3 separate regions of the Homo sapiens genome follow, and all the other regions are linked to region 1. The links are chromatin loops, found by intact Hi-C in ENCODE. Cell type or tissue: heart left ventricle. All regions are shown on one strand. Region 1 overlaps TMEM164 (transmembrane protein 164). Region 2 overlaps TMEM164 (transmembrane protein 164). Region 3 has its middle 96 kb from the start of TMEM164.

Evidence for each region. A loop is a pair of places that touch in the nucleus more often than their neighbours do. Peaks named below come from ENCODE experiments on the same cell type or tissue, not always from the same donor. Only the 100,000 strongest peaks of a DNase experiment are listed, where the experiment ranks them.
Region 2: it touches region 1 in a loop (5-fold over the local background); 10 of 110 quality-filtered maps call a loop at or near these places.
Region 3: a loop joins it to region 1, with 7 times the contacts of the local background. A loop is called at or near these places in 80 of 110 quality-filtered maps.

The regions. Positions count from the first base shown.
Region 1 is chrX:110,143,188-110,151,187 of GRCh38, reverse strand. It overlaps TMEM164 (transmembrane protein 164), which reads right to left. Exons shown (of 7, transcript NM_032227.4): 5 at 6,312-6,390. Among named protein-coding and RNA genes, the nearest start is that of MIR3978, 65 kb to the right of the region's middle. In heart left ventricle, CTCF peaks have their summits at 4,432 (motif pointing right) and 5,209; no DNase peak of the experiment used is centred here; H3K27ac peaks cover 1,848 bases.
Region 2 is chrX:110,041,945-110,049,944 of GRCh38, reverse strand. The region is part of intron 2 of TMEM164 (transmembrane protein 164); the gene reads right to left. Among named protein-coding and RNA genes, the nearest start is that of MIR652, 9.4 kb to the left of the region's middle. In heart left ventricle, a CTCF peak has its summit at 3,660; no DNase peak of the experiment used is centred here; H3K4me3 peaks cover 2,681 bases; H3K27ac peaks cover 6,510 bases.
Region 3 is chrX:109,903,018-109,911,017 of GRCh38, reverse strand. No RefSeq gene overlaps it. Among named protein-coding and RNA genes, the nearest start is that of TMEM164, 96 kb to the left of the region's middle. In heart left ventricle, no CTCF peak of the experiment used is centred here; no DNase peak of the experiment used is centred here.

The DNA of each region.
Region 1 (8,000 bases):
GTGCAGTGTTATTTACATTATCAAAAGATTTGAAACAACCTAAATGTCCATCAATAGCAGACTGAAAAAAATAAATTATGATATAGTGTTGTAACTTTGTGTTATGATTAAAAGCAAGAACCGTGGAACCATACTACTGGCTTCAAATCCGGGGACTGTCACTTGCTATTTGAGTACCAGTTTCCTCTTCCATAAAAGGGAGATAATAATAACACCTTCCTAACAGAGTTGTTATAGGATTAAATGAGTTAATGCATGGGAAAAGTGTGTGACAATATCTGGCATATAGTTGTCTTATGTCAAAGCTCTGCCATTTTTATTATACTGTATTCTATCATCCACACAATGTAATATTATGCCACTATAAAAAAAAAAGAAAGAAAGGGGGAGCTTCTTGTGGGCTCACATGGAAAGCTCTCCAAGAAATATTGCTAAGCAAAACAGTAACAACAGGATGGTTGTGTATTTGCTATTTTAGGATGAATGTCTGAAGAAGGGGGAAAATATTTTTAAAATTTACTTGTATATGCAAAAAAACAAACTCTGGGAGGATATACAAAAACCAAAAATAGTAGTTACTCGTGGAGTTGTAGCAGGGAACTATATGGATGGAGGGAAGGGACGGGAAATATATTTTTCACAGTATGGCTTTTTATATTTTAGATTTTTGAATTAAAATGTGTAAAATGTGCAAATAAGTTAAATCAGAGAAGAATCAATTGGTGAAGCAAGCTGATGTTATATCCCTTCTTCACATTTTCACAGGCTTCCCATAGCTTTGGCAATCAAGGCCAAACCCCTGACCATGGGTGACAAAGCCTTCATATATGACGCCAGCCTGCCCCTCAGGCCCAGTGTCATCCACTCCCCTTGTGCTCCCCATTGCCACAGTGCTGTTGTACATGCCATTTTGCCCATCTACAAGAAGTCACCTCCCCTAATCCTGTACTTGCCTAATAAGCTCCAACTCACCCTTTGGATTTCTATTTAAATGTCATTTCCTCAGGGAACTCTCCTCCAAACCCCCAAACTCAGTCAGCTTGTTTTGTTCTAAGTTCTCATAAGAGCATGTTCCTTTCTTTCAGAGTACTTATCTCAGTCATAACTATAAATTCATGTGATATTTGATTCATATCCATCTCCCCACTCCACCCCCACTAGCTTATAAATGTTATGAAGGACAGGGTGGTGTCTGATTTTTGCTTATCAGGGCACCCCAGTGGTCAGTCTGGATCCTGGCAGGAAGAAGGCATATGTTAATATATGTGAGATGAACGGATGCATTGCATACAGGAGGCAGGGATGATTCCCAGTTTTTAGCTGGGGTGATTGGATGCTGCTACTTGGCACGAACCACAAGAAGAGCAGGAGGGCTGACAGGGAAGATAATGAGTTTGACACAGACAGGTTGGGTTTGACATATGCTTGAGACATTTAGGTAGAGAAGTTGAGTAAACTATATGAATGTGACTCTCGTAAGTCTGAGCTGTAGACAGTGATGTAGCAGCCATAACTAGACAGACTAGTAGTTAAACCGTGAAAGCAGGCAAAACCATACCAGACAATTAGAATGAGATGTGAGCCTAGAACAGAACTCAACATCTCAGAGGAGTGAGAAAAAATAACCTGTGAAGGAGACTTGAGAAGACATGATTGGTGAGGTAGGAAAGCCAGGAAAGGGAGGAACTTTGGAAGCCCCGAAGCAGAGCAATCCAAAACGGAGTGATCAATACCATCCAATGCAACAGCATTCCGTAGGATAAAGACTGAGAGATGGTCATTAGATTTGGTCAGACAGACGTTGCTGGTGATCTTTAGAAGCACCATTTCTGTGAAAAGTCTGGTAGAGGGTTAGATATCAGAGTAAATGGTCTGAGGAATAAAGGGTAATTGAGAAGAAAACTCAAGGGCAGACCCCAGTGTCTCCCAAAGTTATGCACCATGTATGAGGTGATTTCAGGTGGCAAACAGATAAACATTTCATTTTTAATAGTTTTGTATATAAACTGTGTTAAAATAGATAACCAGTAAATCAAAGCCACAATCTCATGGATATTATGGGGCTTCTCTTGAAAGCGTATATATTTTAGTTAAAAAAAAAAAACTCAATAGATTTAAGGACATGTATTACATACATAATAACACACATGGTTACGTGGATAAGACAAAAATTGTCTTGCCCAAAGAACTAAATTTTAGAAAATGTTGTTTAGATTATTCTTTTAGGATGCTTAGGTGTGAAGGGAAGAGGGAAGACAGAGTTGTATGGGATTGCGAGAAAGTTTCTTAGAATGGGAAAGATTTGAACATCTGTATTGGCTGAAAAGCCAGCAGTGAAGAGAGGGTTGAAAATTCAGCTAATGGCCAGGTACAGTGGCTCATGCCTGTAATCCCAACACTTTGGGAGGCTGAAGTGGGAAGATCACTTGAGCCCAAGAGTTCAAGACCAGCCTGAGCAACATGGCAAAACCCTGTCTCTACACAATACAAAAAAAAAAAAAAAAAAAAAAAATGAGCCGGGTGTGGTAGTATGTGCCTGTAGTCCCAGCTACTTAGGAGGCTGAGGTGGGAGGACCATGTAAGCCAGGAGGTTGAGGCTGCAATGAGTCGTGATTGCACCACTGTACTCCAGCCTGGGTGATACAGTGAGACCCTGTCTAAAAAAAGAAAAAAAAAGAAAGAAAAAGAATATCCAGGTACATAAGTGATTAATTGATAGAATGAGGCTCCAGAGGTGGTAGCAGGGGTGGGAGCTAATCGCACAGGGATATTATTGGCCAGAACAGAATGAACACCATTTCTTCCAGGATGAGAAGGAGGAAGATAGGGATGGATGTGGGTAAAGAAGCTTGTAGAGGTAGAGAGAAGTGTTGAGGAAATTTCCATCCCAAAACCTCAATTTTCTCAGTCATTTGTGGGGAGAGGGGGGATCTATTGAGGGTGGAGAGAACAGAAGGTTTGAACAGAGTAGACAGGAAATTTGAGGAGGGTGGTAAAGATTTAGCACAGGACTTGTGAGGGCAATGTGTGGAGGAGCTGGCCATAGACAGAAAATAAATTGAGCAATGGTGTTGAGAGCACAATTATAATAGACATCATGAAATTTTCATGGCCCTAATCAGAATGGCTTGAAAGAGCTCCTCCAGTAGGCCAAGACTGGGCACACTGAAAAGGCATGGGACACTGATCCCAGTTGGAAGGGACAAGGGAGGTGAGACACTTTCAGGAGCTAGTGAAAGTTTCAATGATAGGTCATGGAGATACAAGCTGAATAGGAAGAAGAGGAAAGGAGTGGAGATTTGGGTCAAAGAAAGAACATAACAGGAGTTACGTTCTCACATAGAGGAGCTTTACGGGAAAACAAGGTCCTGGTGGCTGAAAAGAAGGGAATGCTGAGGTCACTGCAATTAAGAAGCCCAAACCTTGAGAAGCTGGGGTGGATGGGTGGTCCTTACAAGAAGTCTCTCAGGATGTTGGCTCAAATTATAATGGAAATATTGAGAGCTACAGGCCAGTGACTTCTAGGAATATAGGGGAAGGGACCAAGAGGTCAAGTGATGGTGGTGATGAAAAAAAAAGAGAGAGAATAGTAAAAGAGAAAGCCTTTTTCCCCTAACGTACAGATGAGATAGTGCTCTAGAAGAGACAGAGGGGGCTCTGCAGCATATGGGGCAGGGCAGAAAGAGCAGCCTCCATTAGAGGAAGCTGTAGGCAAGAGACAGGAAGGCTCTGTGCCCCATGCAGAGCTGCCGGTGGGGTTGGGAGTGGTTTGTAAGAAATATAGTTTGTTAATTAGCTTGATTCAATCATTCTGCATTGTATACATATAGCGTAGCATCACCTTGTACCCTACACATATATAAAAGCATAATTTGTCAGTATCTAATAAAAATTAAATTTAAAAATACTGTAACACAGAAAAAAAAGAAATAGAGTTCCAGAGGGCCACAGGCAACAAGTTTGAAGGAAAGGAAACAGGGAAATGAAGGGACAGGCCAGAGGAAGAAAAGAGCAGTGTGGATGAGAGAGGTCCCATGTACTGTGACAGTGCATAAGGTCTGCAACAATAAGGGATGAGTGGGTTTCCCACAAGGCGCCACCTACCCACCCACCCCAAACCATAGGAAGAGGCACTATATGCTCAAGCAGGACCTTGCCTTTCAGGAAAACAGGGTTCCTGGGCATGGGAGATACCTATAGGAGAGCTGTCTTGTACTGGGTAAAAATTGCTAAGCCATTTATTTCTACAAAATTACAAGCGACTTCTAGGGAACAGAAGCCCCAGACTCTCGGCTTTCTTGGTTTACAGAAAACTAATCTTCTGACAGCTTGCTTCAGATCCATTCTCCCTCTGCAAGGCCTAGGTCCAAGGCTTGGGATCAAAGGTGAAGAAATCCAGATGTTTCTCTCAATGCTCATAATTCCCCCCAAGTGAACAGCAGATGGCAGTAAAGAGCTGGAAAGGGAGATGGGAGATGAGCCCTCAAAATAGCTCAAAGTTGGCCAGATAGAAGGTACTGGGGCCCATCAACTTCTGCGGGGTGGTAGATGCTCTCATTGAGGTCCTGGAGTAAAAAGTCAGTTTGGTGAGATCACTCCACTGGTGCTGCAAGCTAAACCCTCACTGCACCAGGGTATCTATTGGTTATTAGCAATAACAGAGCATACTGTCTCTCATTACAGCCCTACTATCTCTCACCTCGCCACTTAGGGAACTGGGCTATCGGGAGGATCTGCTCTAAGGAGATACAATTATCTTAGAGTTAGCCAAGTCTTGAGGATGTGGCTTCCTGGATTATTCTTTTGGAGGGAGGAAAGATGGCTACTTGGTATTTTCCATGTCAGACCAGTCTAACCCAGCTACCTGACAGATTTTTATGGTGACCTTAGAGTACAAATATGTTTAAATAACAGCCATGCAGATTTGGCTAGGACTTCCATCACACACCTCAGAAGCCAGGAACGATGAGTAGCAGGGTTCTGAGGCCCAGGAACACCTATCTGCCTGGTTCTATTCAGAATGTGTGTATTTCTGAGACTTAATATTAAGAGGCTGTTTCCTGTGCCACAGGGGACAGACCTGAGAAATGGCACAAGTCTCCTGGATATTGGAACTTCAGACTTTCCTTAAAGCCTCGTGAGGAAAATAGTGCTTTTACAGCAAATTAAAAGGAAGTGTTTTGGGACATCGTGAGACCCCAAGTGGCCGCACAGGGTAAAAGCAGTCTCAAAGAATATTTAGGCAAGTATGGAGAACTGATAGAAATCAAGGCATAGGAGGCAAATCTCTGGACTATAAGTAGACTCCATCCTGTAATATGTTCCTGGGTTGACCAGTCCTTGGGGCTATCTCACACCAGATCTTAAGATCTGCCGGAATGCCTGATTTAGAGCATCCACGCATAAGCCAAGAAGCAGCAGTGCCCAGCAGAACTCCCAGACTATCTTCCAGTGAGCTCAAGGGCCCATGTGGCCTCATGCCACTTTCAGTATGGTAGAAATGAAACCCTTGCTGCCTGGAGTGAGGTAGGAGCAGAAAAGTCTCAGCAACTGAGATAGAGAGGCTGGGGCTAAAACTAAAAGAGGATGACTTCCAGTCACAGGGCCTTTCAGAAAGTAAAGAACACTGAGAAGGAGTGGCTCTCACAACAAGCCTAGATGGATAGGCACCCCTTTCCTTTTGTCTGTTACACAATAGAGGGAAGGGATAATCTAAGGGTCACTGAGAGGTTACAAATAGATCAGCTTCCTTTCCAGGCTGCCTCTACCAGGTTGGTGGTCTCTCCCTCTTCACCAAATGAAGGTTTTCAGTGGTTTATTTTACATGGGTGACCACCACTCTTTCACCTGCCTCTCCCCTCAATCCCATAATTGCCCTGGTCCCCGGACTTCTTGCCCCTTACAATATCTTCTTTTGTTCTTGAGGGGACCGAGTGCTTTACTCTCTCCTTCTATCCCACACTGCACATTGAGGCAGGGGGAAGGCACAAGTACAAGAAGGTGACAGTGTGGGGGGCTCCATGCAAACACAATGCCACCATCAAGAACCCAAAGCCCAGGCCCTGTGACAGACAGTCAGCAGCACCATAGTCACCCAGTGAAGGGTGGGTCTAAAAAGTCCCCAGACCCCTTGCAGGCCTCGTCCATTCCCATCTCCCCACTTCCTGGTGCCCGGCATAAATTATGTTGAAGAAACTCAGTCAAGCGGCAGCTGAAGATCCTGGGAAGCACCCAAGAGGCTGTGACTCCCAAAAACAGAAGGGAGAGGTTAGGTGTGGGGGTTACATAGGAATGTGGTTTGCTGGCCTTACCTCCTTTCCAAAGCAGGTAGATGGGTACCACGTAGAGCATAACATGCTGAATGTAGTAAATCTCCAATTCAAAGGGGAGCTGTGAGGATAGGAGGGAGAGAAGTGTTTTAGAGCAGGAAGCATTCATTTCAACAGAGTCCAAAGTTGACCTCCCCTGCTGTTCAGGACCCATATTTCAGCAATCCCATGCATTTCACCAATTCACTTCTCTTTACAATTGCAGGAAAAAAAAAAGAACAAAATGAATATTCTTCTGATCTAGATCAGGATCTTCCTAGATGTCTTTTGTAGAGAAGGTACTTGTAAATGCTCCACTAAGAAAGTTTGGTTAAAAATTTAGGAGATGTAGTATATAATATATCCCCTTGGTGGTTTCCCATGTGTATTATTGGAATATGAAGGACCTGAGTGGCCCCTACAGACAAAAAACATGCCATTGTTTATCCAGTGTTCCCCAAACTTATTTAGCAAGTGATTCTTTTTTTAGTAACAGTTTGTATTCTGCAAAATACTTTAAGAATCACAACCTTATGTCACTTCCTGCTCCTGGAGACTAGACGGTAGACTATTTACAAGTTTATTTCTCATTTGACATGAAGAATATATGGAGTAGAATTATCCCCATATTCCAGATGAGAAAAAAAAATGATTGCTAGGTCTCATAGGGTCTAGATCCAAGAATAAACTTTCCCCATTGGATATTTGGGTGTCAGCCCAGCATTAGCCCTACTTTTGAGTTTAGACCAAGCTTCTGGGCCAATTTTGGCACAGCTTACCAAAAAGAATGTCCTCACTTTCCCTACATCCAACACACCCACTCACTCGCTCCTGTTTCCCATCTCTCTCAAAATGGAATCTCTGTATTCTCAAAGCAGAGCATGTTTTGACCTGCCACAGCAGCCCTGCTGTAGAGCTTCGCAGCGGGCAGAGAATGGAAACAGTTGGGTGGCTAACTCAATTCTGGGGAAAAAAGAACTTTGGCAGCTGACAAGAGGCCTAGCCTCTTGGGCTTACAGAATCTCTAACATACACACACACGTGTACACACACACACACACACACACACACACACCCCAAAGTATGCCAGGACAGACAAAGGCACCCAGGGGAAAGGGTCAGCTGCCTCCCTGTTCCCCACAGGGCAAGCACATAACCAAGACTGTCTGCTAATGAGAGGAGGCAGTTACAGGCTCCCCAGCCACAGGAGCCCAGGTCTGTCTTATGCCAAGGGCTGAAACCAAGAAGATGGCAGAGCTCCCAGAATGGGAGCTGGGACAACTGTGGAGGCTGGACACAGACGTTGGCTCTGGCTCTTAAAAATAAAAATCCACACGGAAAATAATTTCCCAGGGACCCACATGCTGCTCAACTATTACTTTACACTCACCAAGGGAAATGTAAAAACTGAGAAAAGGAGGTAAGAGTCCAAGTATCACTGTAGACCCCAGCTGGAAAAGGTCATGAAATTGGACACTGGGCATTATCAGCACAAGGTAGCTATGGAGAGGCCTGAGAGATCTACACTGGACCCTCACAGTAATGTGGTCTGAGATCACTCTAGTATCTTAAATTTAGGTACTGCTTTATGCTTTTCAAATGATTTCACATCCACAATCTACTCAATGTCTCAAAATACCCAGGAAGCAGACAGGTAAAGTATTATCCTCAATTGACAGATGAGGAAACTGA
Region 2 (8,000 bases), 100 kb after region 1:
TTTAGCTTTTGGGCTTACGATGGTTTTAATTAGCCACAGGGAGAAAAAAAGCCATCCTGATGTGGGACTCCTGAAGTGTGTCCTACTGAAAGCCAAATGGAGAACTGAGGAATGTCATCCTCTCCACCCAGTCATGTACCTACCACAAAAATCCAACCCTCAGTCCCAAGCTTACACATGGAAAAGCACTGCTTTCCCTCTTCTCCAGGGGTCTACAGATATTTCCTCCTTGCATGTCATCAGATGGGTCTTCCTCCTAAATGCCTCTGAACTTTACTAAGATGATCCATTAGGCCAGGGGTCCCCAACCCCCAGACCACAGAATGGTACCAATCTATGGCCTGTTAGGAACCAAGCCACACAGCAGGAAGTGAGTGCCAGATGAGTGAGCATCATCACCTGAGCTCCACCTCCTGTCAGATCAGTGACAGCATTATATTCTCATAGGAGCATGAGAGGGATCTAGGCTGCATGCTTTGGATATAGGTTGCATGCTCCTTATGAGAATCTAATGCCTAATAATCTGAAGTGGAACAGTTTCATCCTGAAACCATCCTCCCCCACCCCCCACCTCAGTCCATGGAAAAATTATCTTTCACAATACCTGTCCCTGGTGCCAAAAAGGTTAGAGACTGCTGCATTAGGCCGTATGCCCTTTAATCCAGTCTTATGAAAGATTCCATTCTATTCTGAGCAGCAGAAACCCCCAAGAGTCACAATGAGAAGGCAAACAATATTAGGCAACAGGTATTTAAGGTACAATGCAATTTTTAATAGCTGAGGCAGGGCCCCAAATCAAATGATCTAAAGGCCCTTATATCTCTATAAGAACTACATAAAACTACTTCTAATAACAATAATAACAACAACATTTATCAAACCACATGCTTATCAATTAAATGGTAAATGGTATAGAAAACTCTAAATGGTATTTTTAACACACTAGCAGAGTGATTTTAGCAAATCGCATAATCAAGAAATACCTACTGAGTATTCAGTTATGTTCTACACTCTGTACAGATGTGGAATCCCAGAATAATGAACAGCCATCTCTTATGTCTAAATTCCGTAAGCAGCGCCATGGGTAAGCTGTACTCCCCTAGCTCCTCCTCTCCAGGCCCAGCAAAAATGATCCAAATCTAAATTACAGAAGGTATGTTCTGCATTACTTCACTCTCCTATTTCCCTCTATATATCACCAGTAGTGACCCTGATCAAATGATTTGAGACTGCTACAAATAACCCCCAGGGTAAGTTATTCCAATGCATTCAGACTTTATTTACAGAAATGTATACCTCTGGAAGAAAATACCATTGCCTGGAAGTCAGAAGGCCTAAGTTCTAATTCCAAAACAGCTGCTATGGACTTGGAAAAAAAAAAAAACTTGGCCCCTCTAAATCTCAGGGTCCACATCTGTAAAAGAGGGCGGGAACCCCTGGACAACATCATTCATTTACCGGCCATATCATTATTAAGAACCTACTACTTGCCAGGCACTATGCTAAGTGCTGGGCATACTACAGTGAGTAACACAGACATGGTCTTTGTTTCTGTGGAGTATTCAGTCTGGCAGAAGGGAAGATAAATGACATAAAGCATACAAATCACTCTATAATAAAAACGATGATCAGAGCTTTGAGAGCTGTAACACAAAACACCAGTGAGAAGGGATAGGCAAGAGGAGAAGGCTCCAGGCAGAGGGAAGAGCATAGCTAAAGGCTTAAATGACCCAGAGGTTACAAAGATGCGTTCAGGGAACTTAAAGTAGTTCCTTTTGCCTGGATAGTATAGAGGTTACAAAGATGCGTTCAGGGAACTTAAAGTAGTTCCTTTTGCCTGGATAGTATAGAGTGCCAGAGGAAACATGGTAAGAAATGATACTGGAGAGATGAGCAGAAAGGTCAGCTCACACAAAGCCTAGGAGACCTAGAAAAGGAGTTTGAATTGTTCCCTCCAACAATAAATCCCTATGATGCTGCTCAGAGAATGAAGCTGGGATGTATGCCTAGGATCACAGGTCTGAACCCTGAGGCTTTTCCCCATCAAAAATATTTTTAGGCATTCTGGTAAGGGGCTGGTGGGGTTGGACTTCTACTCTACTTCACATTAAATAGGCTTTTGCCAGCTGGTCTGGGAACCTGAACCACAAGAAGAATATTGTGTCCTTGGGAAAATGCAATCTGAATTCTAAATAGACTTCCAAAGAAACTTTTGCAACAAAATCCATTCAGCACTTGTTGGGGAATGTCTGGAAAGCAATGAAACACAGGACCCTGCTTTACTCCATAGAGACAGTTTTTGAAAAAAGACTCAACACTATAATCAGACCAGAGACTATATAGCCAGACTCTTAAACACAATATCCTCATTTTGATTAGTAGGGTTATATTTAGGTACAACCATTGAATGGCATTATGCAGTGCCTATTAGATATTTAAATTACCACAAAACCCCAAATATGTTGGGGATGACTAGCTATTTTCACTCTAAAGAAAGACAATGCAGAAATGGAGAAGGTGGTCTCTTTAGAAGGAAACACGGATGCAAGCCAAGTCTGTAACTTAAACACAATCTTCCTGTGTCTCTGCCCAATCAACTCTTAATTATTCAGGCATTAATTCAACAAATGTTTGAGTGTTAAGTGTCATCTAATTTAGCATGCTGGCATCTCTATTTTTCTTCACTTTCCTTTCAGTAGACAGCCTTTAACTATCTGCACTTTGAAAAATACCTTCTGACACCTGGAATGCCCCACTTTCCTCTCCCCACCCACTCACTTGCTCTACAAATAGTGAGTGAAAGAGAAGGGTTGATAATTTCCCAGAGCTACCCTCCAAATCCCCTCAGGCCATTTTACAGAGTAGCCTTTCTCAAAGTTGAGAGCACATAAATATCACCTGGAGGTGGGTGAGTTAAAATTCATATTTCCAAGCCAAGCCATTTCTGTCCCCCACTCCAATATCCGGACTCAATAGTTCTGGGATAGGGCCCAGGAATTAGCATTTTTCCTTCAATGGATTCAAGGTGGAAGGAATCAGCATTTTTAAAAAGCACACATGGTGACTCTGATGCAAGTGGGTCAAGAACCATACTTTGAGAAATGCTATTGTGGATATTTTGGCTAGCTGAGTCCCAAATCCTGAACAAAGAATGGTTGCTAGTGGCCCAACATTAAACTCAGCCAACAAGAAAGCTGGGTGGCACTGACAAAAGGGGGTACAATAGATGGGAGAGGAAACTAACAGCCTAGTCAATTGCCCCCAACTCTATTTTAGTTTTTTAAAAGATCCCATATTTTGACTTAAATCAAGCAAATGGCATTGCTGTTCCAGCAATCTCCTAGTGACACCAGAAGAGAAACTCAAACAGGCAGCATTTATTAACAGAAAGAAGGTATAAAAGTAGAAGAAACAATGTTAATTTGCTTGGCCCCATCCCACCTTTTTTCAGCCTCCTTACCTCTCCTGCTAGTTGTTTCCATTTCTGTGACTGGATGCTGCTGTGGCAGAGAAGAGAGGCCAAGGTGGGGCAGTCTTCTATCATTCACATTAATGCTTTCCTCTATTACATGAATAATCAAGAGTTGACTGGAAAGAGGAATAAGCAAAAGGCAAATACTCTACTGAGAGGTTAAATAGGATAAAGAAGGCCCCCTGTTGGTTGAGAGCTGTGAAGTGATAAATGAACAGTCAGGATCCCTGCCTCTTTTCATTCTCACTGTTTGCCAGGAACACGGATTCAAAGCCCATAACGTCAGCACTGAGCTTGACAGAAATAATCAGGTATCTGTGTTTTTCCACTGTTCCCCGTAATACCTAGAATAGTCTTCAGCACTTCATGTCAGCCTTAAATGTAAACCAACTGTTGTTGACTCAACCCAGAAGTCGATTGTAAAGGTAGGAGCCTAGATCTGGTCTGATAATTTCCATTGTGGGAAAACAGAGTCTCATTCAAGCTGGCTCAAGAAAAGGGAGGTTTGTGGAAAGAATACAGGTATCCCATTTGAATCCTAGGGTAGGATAAAGCTGGGCCTCAGGAGAACTGGAAAGTGGTTCTGGGTTCATGGTGTCTGTAGGAAACAGCTCTTCTGTCTCTCAAGGCATCTCTGTTCCTCCCTTGCAAGGTCCCTCTGTTTGCTCATGGTTTCTGTCCCTTCAAAAAACTAGCTAGGACATGAACTGTCATGACTGCTCCACTCCCCATCATCTTTTGGCTCTTTTCCGTTACAAACTGCCTTAGGCTCTCAGCTTCCCAATTCTAATTTCCTAAGAGAGGAATACAAAAGGCCCAGCTCTCAGCTCGTCAAGCCCATGTTACCTGCTAGGTGACAGATGGGCTGTCTTGGTGACAGGTGGCCACTCAGTCCAATCAACCTAAGCCAGGGAGGCAGGGTCTCTGGCACAGTTCATGGCTGCTGGCACCTAGCACAGCTGGCACAGAGTGGTTTGTCTGAGATATGGACCAGAAGGCATAGTAAAATACATACGATACAAACCTGATCCTTAGCATGTAATTTGAAAGATAATGACATGTCCATTCATGAGCTTCAAACACCCATAATCTTTCTTATAAAGGATAGTACCTGACCCCAACCCTAAAAACTTAGCCCCCTTTACCCCCATTAAATTAACTTCTTTAAACTGGTAAAAGAATCTAAATATGTCATATTACAGAGGAAACACCATTCTGCCAGCTCCCTGGGGTAAAGAGGGAAGGATAAGAGAGTGTAAGGCAGACAAATCCTGATAAACTGATACCACTGGCCTTTAGCCCATCTCTCTGCAAGCGTTCAGTCAGTTTGCTTTACACCCTATGATCATCTTATCCTCCTCTAAGTTTCTCCAAGTGCCATGTGAGGTCAGTGTTCAATGTTAACTAGAACAAGGCAAGCAGCATCACAAACCAACAGATGGCAATTGAGAGCTTATCATTCTTGGATTATTTCATTCCCTGGAGTGATACATGCCAGAGAGTAAAGCAAGCTATTTTGACAGCAACCTAATAACAGCTGTCTTCTTCCACTTCTTGGCTAACTCATCCCCCAGATAGCCTTCTTTTCTCTTATCAATTCCCTGTTGCAACAATAATAAATGCCACACCTGATGGAGTCATTAGGCACTTTCCTAGTGACAAGTGCCTAGGACAGAGGAGAAAACAAAGAAACACTGACAACCACTGAAAACTGACATATCAGGCCAGGCATGTCAGCTCATGCCTGTAAGTCCAGCACTTTGGGAGGCCAAGGCAGGACGATCATGTGAGCCCAGGAGTTCCAAAATAGCCTGGGCAATATAGTGAGACCCCATCTGTAGAAAAAAAGTAAAAAAAAAAAAAAAAAAAAAAAAAAAAAGCAAGGAATGGTGGCAGTCCCCGCTACTCAGGAGGCTGTGGTGGGAGGATTGCTTCAGCCTAGGAGTTCATGGTTGCAGTGAGCTATGATCACGCCACTGCACTCCAGCCTGGGTGACAGAACAAGACCTTGTCTCAAAAACAAACAACAACAACAACAAAAAAAAAACCTGACAGATTATCACAGCAAGAAAACATGATGGTGGCCATCTCTCAAGATGAGGAACAGATGAGGGGAAATTAAAAGGTTGTATTTCCTGGAAAACAATGTTTCCCAAACTCAAAGCAGGGCCTACTGGAGATTAAGAAAGATTCCAAATAGAGTTTCAAAGACCAGGGCTGTAAAGCCCTAAAGACATGTGAAGGAATTTGATATGTAGTCTTATCTCTCAATTATCCCTGACTAGCTTAGTTTGAGTTTTCCTGTAACTCTTCCCAGTGCTCATGGATTTTCGTCTTATGGTTTCAGGTAAGTTATAGTAGCCTCTGGGGGGAGAAATGGAAAGTATAGTGCCTCTATTGTTGGTACCCAACAGTAGTTTTCAACCTTTTTGTCCCATGTGCCACCTATCATCACTTCTTCAAAATAGCCCTTCAAAATCCCTTACATTTCCTTCACACAAGGGATATTATGTAGCTGTTAAAATGAATGAAGCAAAGCTGTTAAAATGAATAAAGTAGAGCTATACACACTGGCATGGAAAATAGCCTAACTATATTATCAAGTGAAAAGAGACTCAGATTATAAGGAATCATCCCATTGTTATTTTAAAAAAAATGTGTAAAGAAAAAGCTCTGAAAGAATAAATGCTAGTTGTTAATAATGATTATCTCTGGCAGATGGGTTTATGGGGGACTTTCACTTTCTATTTTTGCCATTTCTCGCTTGCTTAAATTTTTCTTACAACACATGCTTTTTTTGCAACGAGGAAAAGGATATTTTTAACCCCTTACAGTTCTTTGATATGTGGTACCACCACAGCTTTAGTTTTCAATTCCAATTTGAACAGGATTTAGAGAGGCTGGAGGGTACAAAGTAACACAGAAGCATCCCTGGGGTTAGAAGAAAGTAGTCTACTCTGTTTATAGTAGTCAACATTCAGTAAGTAAATTCCACTAATGGGATAGAAGACAGTGCAGTAAAGAGATCAAACACATGGGCTTTGGAGTCTGACTTCAAGTCCCAGCCTACTACTAACTTATTCTACATTTCCTCCTCTATTTACTAATAATATCTATTAATACTTGGAGCACATCTAGCATATGATGTGCTCAACAAATAATTATTCTTGCTTTTATTGAAGGAGCTAAAGTGTTGTAATTGAAAATTATTTAGTTATGTCTAATTTAATTTAAATAGTTTCAGTGTAGACACTGTGATAAATATGCCTCTGTGTTAGTTTTATTCTACACCATAGGGTGGTGAGTTAACATTCTGTTGCATGCTGGAAGCCCAATAGCACTGGCTAGAAAGAGTTGATTGTGTACATCTCTTCCCAACTCCTTTGCTACCTTAGTGAGGGGTCAGACTGGTAGCTTGGAATTGACCATGGAAATTGGCAAATGCCATAAATCAGAGCTTTAAACATTTACCACACACCATTGTTAACATCTGAAGACCCCTAATTGAGAATACAAACTCCAGGGGTGATATTAGTTAGCAACTGAAATTTCTAATCAAAGCCTACAATCAAGAATTCCTGCAACTCAGCAACAAAAACCCAGTTTTTTCAAAAAATGGGCAAAGAACTTGAACAAACATTTCTCCAAAGAAGATATACAAATGGCTAATAAGCACATGAAATAAACTTCAACATCATTAGTCATCAGGGAAATGCAAAACAAAACCACAATGATATACCACTTCATACTGCTAGGATGGCTATAATTTTAAAAATAGAAAATAACAAGTGCTGGTGAGGATATGTAGAAATTGGAACCCTTGTACATTACTGGTGGGAATGTAAAGTGGCCAGTTGCTGTGGAAAACAGTTTGGCAGTTCCTCAAAAAGCTAAACATAGAATTACCATATGACCCAGCAATTCCACTCCTAGGTATATACATACCCAAAAGAACTGAAAACAAGGACTCAAACAAATACTTGTATGCTAACATTCACTGCAGCATTATTCACAATAGCCAAAAGGTAGAAACAACCTAAATGTCCACTGACAGATAAATAAAATGTGATCTATACATACAATATAATATTACTCACCCTTAAAAAAGGAACAAAGTTCTGATACATGCTACAACCTTGAAAACATTTTGCTAAGTAAAACAAGCCAGACATAAAAGGACAAATATTATATGATTCCACCGATAACAGGTTCCTAGAATAGGCACATTTATAGAGACAGAAAGTAGAACAGTGGTTACCAGGGCCTGGGGAAGGTAAGAATTGGAAGTTATTGCTTAATGTGTACAGAGCTGCTGTTTGGTGTGATTTAAAAAAAAAAAAAAGTGCTAGAAATAGGAGTGGTGGTTGCATAACATCCCAAATGAAATTAATGCTACCGAAGTGTACACTTAAATATGCTTAAAATGGCAAATTTTGTATGTTATATGTATATATTTAACTAATTTTTTTAAATGTAGTATATGAAAACCACTGAATTACACACTTTAAGTAGGTGAATTTTATGGTAT
Region 3 (8,000 bases), 240 kb after region 1:
TGACAGATGTATATGTATATGTATATGTGAATGTATACGCATCTCAGATGACTTCAGGGCCAAATTTAGAAACTCTGAAAATCCTCTTCACAGGCATCTCAAGAGCCTTTTCACCAAGACAAGGTAAGTGCCTGTCTTGTGTCATGCCTTTATTCTGGGAAGCCACATTAAGAGAGAATTAGTGCTGTGCAAGGGAGGAAATTGCTGTCTGAGATGGTTTTCAAACTGTACCTCTCAATTTCATAAATCAAGTCTCCCAAACACCCAAGTGAAGACATTTCAATTGATAGTCATTTATTCATTCAGCTTACATTTATTGAGCCACCAAATAGAATTCTGAGACTATTGTGATCCTATTAATAGACAACCACATATTTACAAAAAGAAATCTATCACCTAGTTAAGAAATATATACAGTACAGCTGAGCACAATCCAGATATAGGGAATTTCGGGAATCCCAGAAGTGTGCATCACTCCCATGCACTTCTCTGCAAGCTGCTCAAGTTAGAAATTTTAGTTGGAGTAGCTACTAGATGTATAGTATCAGATAACCTTCAGCAATTATTCCTTGTTGAATTAGCAGAGCAGCTGATAACTACTGTTTACCAGTAAAAAATATTATGTATGCAAATAAGTACTTGAAGGGCTTCAGAGAGGTCTGCCTTCAGAGTGACCAACCATCCTGGTTTGCTTGGGCCTGTCTTTTTGCACCAAAATCATGCATCCTGGGAAACCTCTCGGTCCTGGGCAAACAGGTAAAGTTGGTCACTGTAACTGCCTTAGAGTCTTCAGATGATTTATCCTGAGCAAAAGATCCACCATGCAAGCAACGCTGAAAAAGAAAAAAGTAATAATCTAAGCTGTGTTTGAGTGATTGCTAAATTAAACACTTTTACAGACCGCCCTCAAAACAATTCTACTAGGCAGATACTATTATTATTCCCACTTTGCAGATGAGGAAACTGAGGCACACAGAAGCAAAGAATTTGACAGAGATGACTTAGCTAGTAAGTGTCAGAAACAGGATTTGAACACAGACCAGTGTAGTGCTAAAGCCTGCATCCTCAAGCAGCATGCCATGCTTTCACTACTCAGACAGAGTGCTCACTCACAGCAGCTTTTGGGCTGTCAAAGTTCATCCCTGGTCCCAAGTAATTCAACAGGGGAAATCCCACGTTTTCAAAGATCTTGGTATTTCCTTAAAACATTTTGACGTAAACTTCAAGATCTTAGAAGGTTAGACAAATATTTTTCAAGATGTGATTTTCCATTTACTTAATTCTGAATCACATGGGGTGCTGACTTAAAGAAAAAAGAACACAAACTTAAGCTCTAATTCAGACCTATTAAATCAGATTGTCTGGGGATCCATATTTTCAACAGGTGCTCAAATTGACCTGGGTGCATAGTAGTTTGAGAACTACTGGGTTAGAAGTTTCTGAGAGATCAGCCAAGTTCAAAGAAATTAACTTCATTCACTTTCTCATTCTTGCTGTCTTCTTTTCCTTCTCTCACCCTACCAAATGTGAAAATATCCCCAAGTTTCATTATTCTGCCTTCTACATGGCCTTCTCTCTCTATTCTCTTCCTCAGAGGACTCCATTATTATCGCTGCCTAGTACATTATATGAGGAGCTGTGGAGACTTAGGTCCTACTTCCCATTGTGCCCTCAACTTTACAACATGGAGCAGGTCAGTTCCCCTATCTGAACCTCAGTTTTCTCACCTATAAAATGGTTGGAGCTGCGAATGTGCATTTTTAACAAGTTCCCCATACAATTTTAAAAAATCTCTTCTAAACTCTGAGAATCACTAATAAAAATGTATGGTAAATCCCTTCTTCATTGCAGCAAACTTAGTATCATGATCTTAGCTTCTCTTTTTCCCCAGGAGTATTTCTGTGCACTTTCACGTGCTGTCAGCTAGTGTGCTTAGATAATGTAAATTTATTTTATTATTGGCCAAGCACAAAAAAATCCAAAAGGTAAATATGCTGCAAAAAAAAAAAAAAAAAAAAAAGTGTATCCAGTTCATTTCCAAGCCAAACAGAGATGACTTTGGATTTGGCACAGTTTTAGATTACCTATGACTCTGATCTTCTCCATTAGAGTGAGTAATTGAAAGCTAGCTGTGTGTGCGCTTACAGAAATTATTTTAAATTGTTCATATTAAATAAATCTCAGCCTCTGGTGCTGTCTATAAGAAATAGTGGTAAGAATATTAATGAGCGCTTTCCCTAGAATGAGAATTTATAACTTATAAACAACCATGAAGGCTCCTGTTTTCATTCTCACAAATTAGGGAACTGATGAGAAGGGGCTTGCATTATTCAAGGCCAATGTCAGACAAGGGATAAGAACATTAGTTCACATTTACTAGGCACTTACAATGTATGTCTTAGTCTATTTTCTGTGCTTTAAACAGAATACCACAGACTGGGTAATTTATAAAGAACAGTGCATTTGGCTCACAGCTCTGGAGACTGGGGAGTCCAAGAGCACTGCACCAGCATTTGGCAAGGGTTATCCCATGGCAGAATACATCATATGGTGAGCAAGAAAATTGAGACAAAACTTATCTTTTTATCAGGAGTCTGCTCACATGATGACTAACCCATTCTCATGATAACAGCATTGATCCGTTCATGAGGGCAGAGCCTTCATGACTCAATTACCTCTTAAAGGTCTTACCTCCCAATACCGTTACATTAGCAGTTAAATTTCAACATGAATACAAGATTAATGTACACAAATCAGTAGCTCTCCTATACACCAACAGTGACCAGAGAATCAAATTAAGAATTCAACACCTTTTACAATAGCTGCAAAATAATAAAATATTTAGGAATATACCTAACCAAGGAGTCGAAAGATCTCTGCAAGGAAAACTACAAAACACTGCTGAAAGAAATCATAGATGACACAAACAAATAGAAACACATCCCATGCTCATGGATGGGTAGAATCAATATTGTGAAAATGACCATACTGCCAAAAGCAATATACATATTCAATGCTGTCCCCATAAAAATATCACCATCATTCTTCACAGAACTAGAAAAAAAATTCCAAAATTCATATGGAACCAAAAAAGAGACCATAGCCAAAGCAAGGGTAAGCAAAAATAACAAATCTGGAGGCATCACACTACCTAATTTCAAACTATATTCTAAGGCCAAAGTCACCAAAACAGTGTGGTACTGGTATAAACATAGGCACATAGACCAATGGAACAGAATAGAGAACCCAGAAATAAACCCAAATTCTTACAGTCAACTGATCTTTGACAAAGCAAACAAAAACATAAAGTGGGAAAAGGACACCCTTTTCAACAAATGGTGCTGGGATAATTGGCTAGCCACATGTAGGAGAATGAAACTGGATCCTTCTCTCTCACCTTATACAAAAATCAACTGAAGATGGATGAAGGACTTAAACCTAAGACGTGAAACTATATAAATTCTAGAAGATAACATTGGAAAAACCCTTCTAGACATTGGCTTAGGCAAGGATTTCATGACCAAGAACCCAAAAGCAAATGCAATTAAAAAAAGATAAATAACTGGGACCTAATTAAACTAAAGAGCTTTTGCACAGCAAAAGGAACAATCAGCAGAGTAAACAGACAACCCAAAGAGTGGGAGAAAATCTTCACAAACTATACATCTGACAAAGGACTAATATCCAGAATCTACAAGGAACACAAATCAGAAAAAAACAAACAATCCCATCAAAAAGTGGGCTAAGGACATGAATAGACAATTCTCAAAAGAAGATATACAAATGGCCAACAAACATATGAAAAAGTGCTTAACATCACTAATGATAAGGGAAATGCAAATCAAAACCACAATGTGATACAACCTTACTCCTGCAAGAATGGCCGTAATCAAAAAATCAAAAAATCATTGATGTTGGCGTGGATGCAGTGAACAGGGAACACTTCTACACTGCTGGTGGGAATGTAAACTAGTACAGCCACTATGGAAAACAGTGTGGAGATTCCTTAAAGAAGTAAAAGTAGAACTACCCTTTGATCCAGCAATTCCACTACTGGGTATCTACGCAGAGGAAAAGAAGTCATTATTCGAAAAAGATACTTGCACATGCATGTTTATAGCAGCACAATTCACAATTGCAAAATTATGGAACCAACCCAAATGCCCATCAATCAATGAGTGGATAAAGAAACTGTGGTATATATACACACGATAGAATACTACTCAGCCATAAAACGGAATGAATTAGCATTTGCAGCGACCTGGATGAGATTGGAGACTATTATTCTAAGTGAAGTAACTCAGGAATGGAAAAACAAACATCGTATGTTCTGACTGATATGTGGGAGCTAAGCTATGATGACACAAAGGCATAAGAATGATACAATGGACTTTGGAGACTTGTGGGGAAGAGTAGGAGGGGGTGAGGGATAAAAGACTACAAATATGGTGCAATGTATACTGCTCGGGTGATGGGTGCACCAAAATCTCAAAATCAACACTGAAGAACTTACTCATGTAACCAAACACCACCTGTACCCCAATAACTTATGTGAAAAAAATTTCAACATGAGTTTTTGGGGGAACATTCAAACTGTAGCAGTGTGCCAGGCATAGGACTCAATTCTTTCTGTGGAGTAACTCATTCAATCCTTACCCTAGGCCTATAAAGAGATATTACTATCCCTTCTTTGCAGAAGGAAATAAAGGTTCAGAGAGTTTCAGCAACTTGCTGAAGATCACATAGTATATAAGACATAGAGCCAGTCTTGAAACCTAGGGCTCTCTGGCTCTAGAGCCCATGCTCTTAACTGTGATACTATGGACCTGCTTGTGCACAGTCCTCCTCTTCTCACACTTCCTACCTACTAGTAGCTTCTGTCCCAGACCAATAGTGCTGGCAAATGAGTGGCATCAGATAAAGAGCTTTAGCTAGCTGCTTGTAGGCTAACTTTTTACCTTGTATCTAATAGCTGGGCTTTGTTCCTAAGACAAGTACACTTGGGGCCCAGAGCTTATCTCTCCCTGTCTAGCTACCTAGTTGCCTGACTTCATAACCTGCCCTGTGCCTCAACTTCTAAGGTTAAAAACCTATCTTTCTTCCCTGTCCTTCCCTGATTCTCCAATTTCCCTCCTTCTTTGGATGGTACTGCTCATCTGCTTAGACATTCCTAGATTCCTCACTGCTGCTCTGCTCATGGGATGAATGCCTTGTTAACTTAATTGTACTTCTTTGATGCTGACAGGACTAGAGCTGGTGTGTCTTTACATTTTCTGCACACCATAGTTTTTCCTCTTGCCTGGACTTTTCATCACTTCTACCCATTATTGCCATCTCATTTTAGGACGCAGGCTTAGCTTCAAGCTCTGGCCTGTCACTTCCTAAACTCACCCCATATGATTACATTTAGCCCTTTTGTGTTTAAATAGTCTTACAATAGGCTGTGGGCAAAGCCACCATCATTTTCTGTGTATTTTTATGGCAGTAGAGTGTTCCTTACTGAAATCTGCTGACCCAGAGGATCCTGTGATATACAGATAGGTAATGTCAAAGATGGAATGGACCTTCAAGGTCATTTAGTCCCAGCCTTTTACTATAAACAGAAAAACTAAGGCACAGAATGGGCAGGTGATTTTCCCAAGGTTAAATGGTGATAAGTAGTAGAACTGAGACAAGAACCTAAGGTTTCTATCCTCTAAACCAATGTTAAATATATAGACCACACTGGTGGTCATGGTCTATGGAGCTAGAGAGAAAATGTCAGATGATGCTTCTGTCTGAAACAAAGTTCCATGGCCCATAATGAAAGGATCATCCAAAACAGGATGTCAGCATCAAAGAGCCCAGAAGATAATATGAATCAAGGTAGTAGCTGAAAAACTTTCAGACACGGAGATCCTAAAATCAAGAAGGGGTAAGGGATACATCATTTTGGTTCCTCTGGGAAGCAGACGCCAAAAGATAGGAACAAAAGAGATTTTAATGGGGGTAAGACCAGTAAATGATAAGAGGGGATAGGAAGCAGAAGTAGGCAGAGAAAGCCTTCATACCACCTACAGGCATAACCATTGTAAAACAAGAGGGAGAAGGAAGAAGAATAGGATAAGAAGAGCCTTAAACTGTGATGCAGCTCTGAGAAATCTCAGCCAGTTCAACAGTAATCTTTCCCATACAAAGACTACCCACAGAGGCATCCTGCACTGGCCAGAAATGGTAAGCTCCATTCACCCCTACCTCAGTCATTGTGTGAGGACTGCCCAGAAGCATATGGGCTCAGCTCAAAAGAAGATGCAGATCCTAAAGATGCTACAGCTCTGGAGGCTGTCAGCTAATTGAACTCCTTGTGGCAGGTGTTCTCTTAAAGGCAGATCTGAGCAGCATACCTTCATGTCTGCTACAAACGAGTGGTTAGAATGTGTTTGAAGCACCTCCAACACTTTAATTGAGCTGAAACGAAACAATTAACACTATTACTCCTTGAGCTACTGTCGCTAGGGCTCAGGTCACCCTTTCAAGGGGAGGCGAAGTTTGGGTTTTCTGAGATTTGCTTAGGGGAAGGTCCTGGAAGAGAAAGATAGCAGAGGCTGGTATGCATAAAGAGTAAAAACATAGAATGAAGTGGGCCATTTCCTCAATAGTGTCTATCTTCACTAAGATGGTGCTGTGGCTGGGAGAAGGAGAAGCTATTTTTAGATGAACATTCTTAGCATATTGTTGGAAGCCTACTATATTTTAGGATCCATATAAATCCTGGAGTATGACAATAAATGATCATAATGATGAGGCACATGGTGATGTCATCTTCATGAATGCAAAAGTTAGGAATTCAGGATACCTTGTCTTGGCCTTAACCTAGACAGAAGTGTTTCAGAGAATGGCAGATATTAGCAAATGTGGACCTCCCAGATGTTCCTTCAAAGTATATTTGGGACTGGGCACTGTGGCTCATGCCTGTAATCTCAGCACTTTGTGAGGCTGAGACAGGTGGATCACCTGAAGTCAGGAGTTCGAGACCAGCCTGACCAACATGGTGAAACCCTGTCTCTACCAAAAATACAAAAAGTAGCCAGGCATGGTGGTATGCGTCTGTAATCTCAGCTACTTGGGGGGCTGAGGCAGGAAAATCACTTGAACCCGGGAGGTGGAGGTTGCAGTGAGCCGAGATCGTGCCATTGCACTCCAGCCTGGGCAACAAGAGTGAAACTCCGTCTCAAAAAAAAAAAAAAAAGTATATTTGAAGTCAACTATTTACTATAATAGAACAGGTCTCCTCTATACTCCATACCCATAAAACCTGTCCTAGACAGCTCAGGATATCAGTCTGCTGGTAATAGCACTGGACATCTGTCTGATACCTGTGTCAGATCACCTTGATATTTTAATTAGGGCTGGATGCATACATTCATTTAACAAACATGTATTGAGGGCCTATTCTCTGTCAGGTACTGTTATAAACACACACCAATGAACAAGAAAGAAAATGGCCCACTTCATTCTATGTTTTTACTCTTACAGACAGAAATCTTCTCCCTTAGAGCTTACTTTAGAGATGGTGGAGACCACAGCAAACAATCAAAATGACAAGGTTATCCCATAACGTATTAAGTGCTACAAAGAAGTAAAACAGGATAAAGTGATCAAAGTAATTGAGTAAGTATGAGTGGTGATGGGAGACTACATTAGGTAAGGTAAGTGTCTCTAAGATGGCATTTGAACAGAGACTATAAGCCAAACATTCAACAATCTCAAAGAAGAGCATTCCAGGCAGAGAACATCAAGGGAAAAGTCTTTATGGCTAGAACAAGTTTGTCTTGCAACAAGAACAACAAAAAAGGCTTAGGAGACTTCTGATCCGGACAAGATTGAGAAAACCCATTTCCCCCTTTTAAGACAACTATAAACTCTGAAAATGGCACAAGAGACAACCAAGCAGAATTCTGAATGGTGGTAAGGGGAAGGCAAACCAGTTTGTGACTCGTGGAGAAACAGTACAAAAGCAG